2 separate regions of the Homo sapiens genome follow, and region 2 is linked to region 1. Evidence: read pairs that join two places in POLR2A ChIA-PET (ENCODE). Cell type or tissue: B cell. All regions are shown on one strand. Region 1 overlaps GTF2A2 (general transcription factor IIA subunit 2). Region 2 overlaps SLTM (SAFB like transcription modulator).

Evidence for each region. Peaks named below come from ENCODE experiments on the same cell type or tissue, not always from the same donor. Only the 100,000 strongest peaks of a DNase experiment are listed, where the experiment ranks them.
Region 2: POLR2A ChIA-PET joins it to region 1 with 7 read pairs; 4 of 35 experiments call an interaction of 5 or more read pairs at or near these places.

Annotation. Positions count from the first base shown.
Region 1 is chr15:59,642,193-59,647,192 of GRCh38, forward strand. It overlaps GTF2A2 (general transcription factor IIA subunit 2), which reads right to left. Exons shown (of 5, transcript NM_004492.3): 4 at 1-70. Among named protein-coding and RNA genes, the nearest start is that of GTF2A2, 13 kb to the right of the region's middle. In B cell, no CTCF peak of the experiment used is centred here; no DNase peak of the experiment used is centred here.
Region 2 is chr15:58,908,660-58,913,659 of GRCh38, forward strand. It overlaps SLTM (SAFB like transcription modulator), which reads right to left. Exons shown (of 21, transcript NM_024755.4): 4 at 4,840-5,000; 5 at 3,904-3,951. Among named protein-coding and RNA genes, the nearest start is that of SLTM, 23 kb to the right of the region's middle. In B cell, no CTCF peak of the experiment used is centred here; no DNase peak of the experiment used is centred here; H3K27ac peaks cover 420 bases.

The sequences.
Region 1 (5,000 bases):
CTCTGAATTCAACATCATTCAGTACAAAAGTCCACACATTATCGCAGAATCTGTACGTATTTAGAGAGCCCTTTAAAACAAAACATTTAGAAATACCGTGAAACGTTTTTTCCCCTCACATTTTTCTCCAAAGCAATTTAAGAGATCTTAGCTACCAAGAACATAATAAGTTTAATGCTTAGCTTAAGATTTTCCTTAACTTTAATCCTAGCTATTAAAAAAACAACCACCAGACAAATTTGCTAAGGGAAGATTTCAAAAATATTTTAGTTGGCAGACTGTATTTTTAGTCTGCATTGCAAATTACTTACCTGAAATATGAAGAAAAAATAAAAACTTGCGTTTGTATTTCTATTGCCCTCATGTGGCTAAGTTATGAAAGTTCATTCAAATTATGGAAATATTTGTTAAAAGTTACATATTTTATTGTGTATGTTAATTCTCCAAATGTACAAAAGCAGGGATTTCTTAGAAACACTAAATTTTAATCCTGTGACTTGGCTCAGATGCATTACTGCATCGGTCACTAAGACTACAACATTCATTGTCTTGTGCAACTTATAATTTTTTATACGTTTTCATTTTATTTTTTTGAGATGGAGTCTTGCTCTGTTGCCACGCTGGAGTGCAGTGGTGCGATCTTGGCTCACTGCAACCTCCACCTCCCAGGTTCAAGAGATTCTCCTACCTCAGCCTCCCAAGTAGCTGGGACTACAGGTGCCTGCCACCACGCCCAGCTAGTTTTTTTATTTTTAGCAGAGATGGTGTTTCACCATGTTGGCCAGGATGGTCTCGAACTCTGACCTCAGGTGATCCACCCACCTCAGCCTCCCAAAGTGCTGGGATTACCAGTGTGAACCACCGCGCCTGGCCTATATAATTTTTTTTTTTTTTTTTTTTTTTTTGAGACAGAGTCTCACTCTGTTGCCCAGGCTGCAGTGCAGTGGTGAGATCTTGGATCACTGCAACCTCCGCCACCCAAGTTCAAGCTATTCTCCTGCCTCAGCCTCCTGAGTAGCTGGGATTGCAGGTGTATGCCACCACGCCTAGCTAACTTTTGTATTTTTAGTAGAGACAGGGTTTCACCACGTTAGCCAGGCTGGTCTCAAACTCCTGACCTCAGATGATCTGCCCGCCGTGGCCTCCCAAAGTGCTGGGATTACAGGCATGAATCACTGCACCAGCCTATTTTAATATTTAAAAAGAAATAGAGACAGGGTCTTGTTATGTTGGCCGGGCTAGTCAAACTTTTGGCCTCAAGCAATCCTCCCGCCTCAGCCTCCCAAAGTGCTGAGATTACAGGCGTGAGCCACCATGCCCAGGACACATTCTTATAATTAAGAAAAAAAAATTGTTTAAAGTAGGAATATATATATACTTGAGCATCAAAAGGAAATTTTTACTTTTTTTTTTTTTTTTTTTGGAGATGGAGTCTCACTCTGTGGCCCAGGCTGGAGGGCAGGGGTGTAATCTCAGCTCACTGCAACCTCCACTTCCTGGGTTCTAGCTATTCTCCTGTCTCAGCCTCCAGAGTAGCTGGGACTACAGGGCGTAGGCCACCATGCCTGTCTAATTTTTATATTTTTAGTAGAGATGGGTTTCACCATGTTGTCCAGGCTGGTCTCAAACTCCTGACCTCAGGTGATCTGCCCACCTTGGCCTCCCAAAGTTTTGGAATTACAGGCGTGAGCCATAGCACCCAGCCTATTTTTATTTTTTTGAGATAGAGTCTCACTCTGTTGCCCAGGCTGGAGTGCAGTGCTGTGATCTTGACCAACTGCAACCTCTGTCTCCCAGGTTCAAGTGATTCTCCTGCCTCAGCCTCCCAAGTAGCTGGGATTACAGGCGTCTGCCACCATGTCAGACTTATTTTTGTATTTTTAGTAGAGGCGGGGTTTTGCCATGTTGGCCAGGCTCGTCTTAAACTTCTGACCTCAGGTGATCTGCCCACCTCGGCCTCCCAAAGTGCTGGGATTACATGTGTGAGCCACCGTGCCCGGCCGGAAATTTTTAAAAAGAATGTGATGAAAGTCGTGCATAGACACCAACAGAATACAATTAAAACCTGAGATATACACATGCACACATATAGTCACATAGGAAATTTAGTAGGCAACACTTAAATGCCTAAAATCTTCAACTCAGAAACCACCAAGCATGAAAATGCTGCTTGCAATATTATTGTAATAGCAAAAATGGGATTCATTCTAAATAGTCTATCAAGTGAGAATGACTAAGGAAAGTGATAGCTATGAATGAATGAATATAATAAATGAGTAATTACTGTGTGCTAGACTATGCTGGCCTCTGAGGATACAATGGTAAGCACAGCTCCCTGCCACTGGTGAGCTGAGTTTAGCAGGGAGATCATTAAAACAGGTAAATACGTAGTATAACAGTGCTATGAAAGAGTAAGTTACTGGGTACAATGAGAGTACAGCAAAGGCACTCAAGAGTATGGAGGACACAAGGCAGAGAGCTTCTCTCAAAAAGTGAAGTTTAAGTTGAGTCCTAAAGAATAAGTAAGAGTCAATGGAGAGGAGGGATAATGGAAAGGAAGACAAACACTTGGAATGGGGTGGTTGATTCCAGAAAACAGAACGTGTCAGGAGGTCCTAAGATAAAGGAGAACCTTGGAAAACCTTTGCCCCATCCTAACGGTACTGGGAAGTCAGTGAAGGATCTTAAGCATAAGAGTCTGATCAGATTTGCATTTTTGGTGATGACATAATGGGTTAGACAGGAGTATGACTAAAGGAAGTAAGACCAACTATGAAGCTGATGTCTGTTAGCTGGGTGAATCAGAGAGGTGAAAGTGGCTTTACTACAGTAATAGTATAGTAAAGGGATCAATAGAAATGGAGAGACTTTTAAAGTAGGACCGGTAGGAATGGACAACTATAAATATGGTGGGGTTGGGGGACAGAGAAATCCACGGTAACTCCCAAGTTTCTGACTTGAATGTCAATGCATTCACAGAAAAAGCTGGTTGGGGAGTAAAGTTAAATTTGGAACTTGTTGAATTTCAGGTATATCTAAGTCATGATGTCCAATAAGTAATTGGAGTATAGGAGAAAGCATGTGATTATGATATTCAGTTTAACCAAAGCCAGAGGGTTGGATGAGACCAAGGACAGCGGACGCACGCTGTAACCCTAAGAAATACCAACAATTAAATGATAAGCAGAGACAGAACTACAGAGGAGTCTGAGAGCAACAGGCCAGGGAATACGAGAAAAGCTCACACAGTATGGTTTCAAGGGAAATAGGGGTTCAAAAAAACAATCATCAATAGCACTACAAATGATGCATTAGATTTAGCAAAAGTAACTCGGCAACAGCAATTTCAGTGGAGTGATAAATATACTGAAAGTCACCCATGACGTTAAGGGAAAAAGACACAAAATTGTAAGCCTATAAAATATATTTAAAAATTAGATCTCCTCGTTTGCTACAGTCTGAACCTCTGGAAAGCTAAACAGCTAGATGCCAAACTCAACGTTCATTTCCAGCATCCTGAAGTTGTGTGTAATCCACGATCTTAAGAGTGTGTATATTACTGGCCGGGTGTGGTGGCTCACACCTGTAATCCCAGCACTTCGGGATGCTGAGGTGGGAGGGTCACTGAGGTGAGGAGTTCAAGACCAGCCTGGCCAACATAGTGAAACCCCGTCTCTACGTAAATATAAAAATTAGACGGGCATGATGGTGGGTGCCTGTAATCCCAGCTACTCGGGAGGCTGAGGCTGGAGAATCGCTTGAACCCAGGAGGCGGGGGTCACAGTGAGGCGAGATCACACCATTGCACTCCAGCTTGAGTGACAGAGTAAGGCTCCGCCTTAAAAAAAAAAAAAAAAGTGTGTATATTACTTTTTTTGTTTTGAGACAGAGTCTTGCTGTGTTGCCCAGGATGGAGCACAGTGGTGTGATCTTGGCTCACTGCAACCTCCACCACCTGGGTTCAAGTGATTCTCCTGCCTTGGCTTCCCAAATAGCTGGGACTACAGGAATGCGCCACCACACCCAGCTAATTTTTGTATTTTTAGTAGACACGGGTTTTACCATATTGGTCAGGCTGGTCTTGAACTCCTGACCTCAAGTGGTCTGCCTGCCTTGGCCTCCCAAAGTGCTGGGATTACAGGCATGAACCACTGTACCTTGCCTTACTTTCTCTTTTAAAAAATGTGTAGTCTTTTATCCCTCGCCACCCTCCCACCCTTTCCCCAAAGTTCCCAAAGTCATATCATTCTTATGCCTTTGTGTCCTCATAGCTTAGCTTGCAGTAAATTACTTTCATTGGATAATGTTATGTAAATAATTTAAACAAAGCAAGTCCTTGGGATTTATGAGCCAGTATGTGAGTATTCACTTTCAAATATAAAGCATTTTAGATGTAGATTGGAGTGAAAAATCTTACATATCATATGCTGAAATTCCATTAGTTGCAGTATAAATGTATATGCTTCATTTATTTTACCACAAAAATAAAATGCTACAAAACTTGACTGAAAGATATTAAAGTATATTAAATGCCTTCCAACTGTAAATGAAAATTGACAATTAACATCATCAAAGTGCACATTAGCTACGTAACTTCTGAGCCAACAAATGTTTTTAAAAAGGTAAACGTAAGAAATAATATAATCTTTTTAGAATAATTTGAATTAGAATCTCTAACATGAAATAAGCTTTTCTGTATATAATTTTTACTTATTTAAATATCTTGCTTTTTCACTGATTTGAAAGTCAGAATCCATTTAGTATCTTAAGTATAGTATAAAAACGATGTTTATATATATGTATATACTATATATACATATACTCTATAATTATATAATTACAAACATAATATATACATGTCTTTCATATTATATAATTTATATGCGTTTATACATATTTACATACATATAGTTTTTTTGAAGCAGGGTCTAGCTGTGTCACCCAGGCTGAAATGCAATGGCATGATCATGGCTCACTGCAGCCACAACCTCCTGGGCTCA
Region 2 (5,000 bases), 730 kb before region 1:
CACCCAGCCCAGACTAAACTTTCAAAAGCAATACCTAAATACTGAAAATAAATGAAACAAATCAACCTAGATATGTATCAGTGGGTGATACAACCACACAGAACGGAAAGAACTTAAAACACAGTGTTCATCCCCAGAGGGAAACACCCTTGCAAAAAATATGTCTTAAAAAAATCTTAAATTACTTTCAGTAACTACATTGGTGGTAGTGTTGGTATTATCATTCTAAAGTTGTTGTATGTGTACCGTGAGATAAATGGTTATCTTGGAACTAACGTATGAATTGAAGGTCTATTTTATCTTAAAAGTAAAAATAAGCAAAAACAAAGAAAACAACTCCAACATTTTCTCTAGCATTGTACATTGAAAAGACCTAGAAACAATGAACAATTCAGTAGTAGCGAACACCTCCACCACCTAGATTGTTGTCTTGAAATACCATTTACCACTATAAAGAAGAAATGCCTAATTATAGGTCTAGAGCAGGAAATGGCACATCTTTACATACCAGCAAGCAAGGAATCAATCAAAGTCTACTAGGATCATGTTGAGAAGACTCAAGAGCCAACTTGATGAGGCTCTCACTGTATGGAACAATTTAAGCATTAAGGATAATAACTGCGATGGACCAAAATACATTACATATATTCAAATCCATGAGTTCAAAATGAATCTAAAGGGGAAAAAAGGAAAAATTAAGAACTAACTGGCCACTGTCAGAGATGCCAGTGAAGCAGCTCAATATTCTGAAAATTGGTAAATAAAAAGGAAAGAATCAAACATATATCCTGGCTTTCCTGTGTAAATGATACCACTGGGTAACCAAATAGTAAATAAGGGAAAGTTTCTCTTTCTAGAAACAGTCCAACCAATAAAGAAGAATGATAGAATTAGAATAGCATCCCTCTGCAACCCCTAATTGGGTATGAATCATCAATGACTGGTACCATCACAAAAAGACAACCAGATATTATGTGCATCCAAATAGAAGAATACAGTACTACACCTATGAGGTGGCTGTGTGTGTGCTGGAGTGGGGTGTTAACGCTGAATCTGAGAGCAAGCCTCTAGATGCTACAACCACCTTAACAATTTACAAAAAATACAATAAACAAAGGAATATGTTGAACACCACCACAGGAATGTAATCAGCAAAATCCAGGCCTTGGAAGCTCTATAGCAGCAACTGGCAAACTACATGAGATGCCTGTTTTTGCCAACCCTTGCTCTATGGGATAAGCAAGTTGCTTTTTTCAACAAATAAAATAGTAAGAGGAAAACAGATGGAAGGGAAAACCTCCTAAAACATTTCAATCAATCACAACATACAGATCTTACTGGTATCTGGATTTAAACAGCATATAATAGAGAAAAATCTACAGAAAATTGAACATTTGAATCCTAACTGTATGTTTCATAATATTAAAATTTTTATTTTAGGAGTGCTAATATAAAAAATAAGAGTTCTCTTTTAGAGATACATATTGAAAATTTTCAAGGGAAATATGTTTGGATTTGTTTCAAAATAATGCAGAAGGGAGAAAGTAAACAGAGGCATAGGGGAAAATAAGACTGGCCATTATTTGAAAACAGCTGAAGCGAGGTGATTGTTACACTATGCAGTATCCCTGAATGCACATAGTAATATACTCAGTAAGCATGTTTAGAAGCATTAGATCATAATGGAACCTAGATACATTTATGTTTCTAGATGTTCCACTAGACATTATTTAGAAAGAGGAAAAAGGTCATTTTAAAGAAAACTTCTCTAAAAATGTAACCTCATCTTTTGATACAATATGGCAAAATCTTGCTCCCTGATAAGAAATACATAACTGTTCTTCCTTCAGATATATTTCCATCTGTTTAAAAATTGTTCGTAATGAAGTTTATTATTTAAGTGGGGATCCTTAGCTATGATGCCTTCATGCAACTCACAAAGTGCAAAACTATAGGAGTAGTCCTTGACAGAAGCTAATATCTAGCTGCCAAATAATATAAAGACCTCGACTTCCCCTTTTTGCAAATCAGTAATCTAGAAAAGGTACTCTCTCAATTTGAGAGTTAATTTTTCTCATAGATTCTTTTTTTTTTTTTTTTTTTCAAGACAAGTCTCGGTCTGTTGCCTAGGCTGGAGTGTAGTGGCACAATCTCGGCTCACTGCAACCTCCACCTCCCAGGTTCAAGCCATTCTCCTGCCTCAGCCTCCTGAGCAGCTGGAACTACAGGTGTCCAACACTAGGCCTGGCTAATTTTTTGTATTTTTAGTAGAGACCAGGTTTCACCATATTGGCCAGGCTTGTCTCCAACTCCTGACCTTGTGATCTGCCTGCCTCGGCCTCCCAAAGTGCTGGGATGACAGGTGTGAGCCACCATGCCTGGCCCCTCATAGATTCTTTATCACTAGGAAATCAATGTACTTAGGGACAGGCCTACAGACTTTCACCATTCTAATATTTCCTTCCCGAATATTCCAAATGATCAGCAACATTTCTCCCAGAAATGCAATTTTTCTCCAAAATACAACTTCTCCTCCACTGTGACAGAGAGGCAATATATAGCCTCAGAAGCATTTGTGGCTCACTAGCATTTCAAAGGCAAGAGTGTTGCAGAAAAGAAAGCATGCTGAGACAATCAACTAAGTAGTCCACAAACACAAGCCCAAGTACTCTTCTAGGAAATACTACCCAGAGGAAATAACTGACCTCCTCATTATTTTTTCTGAATCTAGTAAACAAAGGAACCCATATCTCTATTTGAAAGTACACCATTTAAAGAGGACATAATCCTGTCCTACTTGGGTAACTGTGCTAATTCTAGAGCTAACACATACCAATGGGCGCTGACTCCCTTCACGGGGGATGCATGCATTTATCAGATGAAAACCAACTCAGATCAAAACCACCAAACCCTCTCTGGTTTTTATAAGATTAAAAATAAAAATAAAAAATTAAGGACACAAAAACAAAGGGTTCTTTAGTCACAGATATGAGAAAAAGACAATGGATAATTTTTATGTAGAAACTGATCTATAGATGTCTGCTTACAGCATCTGTAAGTCACTTTAAAATGTACACTATGTGTATCACATATAGCAGCAACACGTTGTTACACAGTGAAGTGCAGTCATTTTCAATACACACACACCCCAAGTAAATTTCTAGAAATTTTTAATCATTTTTAGACTATGCCTGTTGTAGGAGTGTTACATTAACAAAATTTCAAATAAAGCTTTGAAAAGGATATTAGTACTTTTAAATGACTTATTTTATATCAAGTGACAAGAAAAAAATCAAGAAGAATGTAGACTTCTCAAAAGACTAGTAACCAGAGTTAGGTTTTACAGAAAGGATGGACTTTTTTCTAAAACTCTGAAAATGACAGGAAACTCATAGTAACTCCAATTATTTTTCTGGCAACAAAAATTTCAGCTGCCAATAGTTTTTTTTTTTTTTTTTGAGACAGAGTCTCACTCTGTCGCCCAGGCTGGAGTGCAGTGGTGCAATCTCGGCTCACTGCAAGCTCCACCTCCTGCGTTCATGCCATTCTCCTGCCTCAGCCTCCTGAGTAGCTGTGATTACAGGTGCCCGCCACCACGCCTAGCTAATTTTTTGTATTTTCAGTAGAGACGGGGTTTCGCCATCTTAGCCAGGATGGTCTCGATCTCCTGACCTCGTGAACCGCCCGCCTCGGCCTCCCAAAGTGCTGGGATTACAGGCGTGAGCTACCTAGCGCGCCCGACCTTGCCAATAGTTTTAAGTACTTTGTGTACATCACGTAAATAACTCAGTATTAAATTTAAGACAGTTATATGAATTAAAGAATTATGAAGTCAAAATAAGATTCCTTTTCCAAGCCCGTCCACCCACAATATCGAATTCATAGGACTAAATGTAAACTTACTTGGGCTGTTAGAAAGGTATCATCTTCACCTTCTTGAGCTTCAATTTCCTAAGTAAAAGGGTATACAATAGCTTTGCTTTATAAAATATCGGGGTAACGTGAGAATGCTTTTATGCTTACACCTGATTATCATTTGCCTTGTGTTCTGTATAATATCTGCGATACCATGGGTACTAAATCAATGCTTAATATTCAGACTATATTTTTTATGCCAAAAAAAATTAGCCATGTCGCTAGAGAATTAGAAATATTTCTCTTGAGCCCCTCATTTATTAGGGTAGGTAGAAGGGAAGTGTTTTAAGCATGAATACTAACAGCACTGACTCCTTAACCCACTGACTTTCTTAAAATGTACTAACATACTTCAAGGCAGGACAAATGGTCTATTTCAAAGAAAATATTTGAAATATTATCTGCTTTAAAATTAAACTTTCATAAGTAATTCCCCACCCTTGATATAACCAAAGAAATGTAAATTAAAGTAACCTTTTATACTTGCTAAGGTAGCAGAAAGGGGAAAAAACCCTACCACCAAGTAATGTTGGCAATGCCAGAATGAAATTGGTACATTCATTCATCGTGGAGTAGGAAAAAAGCCTTAAAACTTAAAATGTCCAAAATTAAAGGAGTGTCTATTAGATATGTAGAAAGCAGTCTAATAAATTATGGGGAAATTATGAAATTATACGTCATGTGAAAATACAGAATAAATAGGAACTTACTCTATAACAACTATGTATAAATATATATTATATGAAATAAGCAAAAATTTAAAAGGTTGCCTAAGGTGGTAGGATTTTAGATGACTTATAAGTAGCTTTAGTAACACATCTTTTAAAAATTCTGAGACTTCCAAATTGAACTAGAAAAAAATACTTTTTATTATTTAAAACTTAATTTATCTGTGTCATGTTTTAAAAAAAACTGGCTAAAGACCTGACTTTCGATGTCCTCTTTTTCTATATCTTCTATTCCTTCTGCCTCTATTAATTCATGAGCTCTCTTGTTTTCTTCTGCAGAGAGTAACTCCTTGGAATGCACATTTTCTTCTTCATTTTCACCAAATTCTTCAGAGTCCTTTAGTTCATCATTTCCAT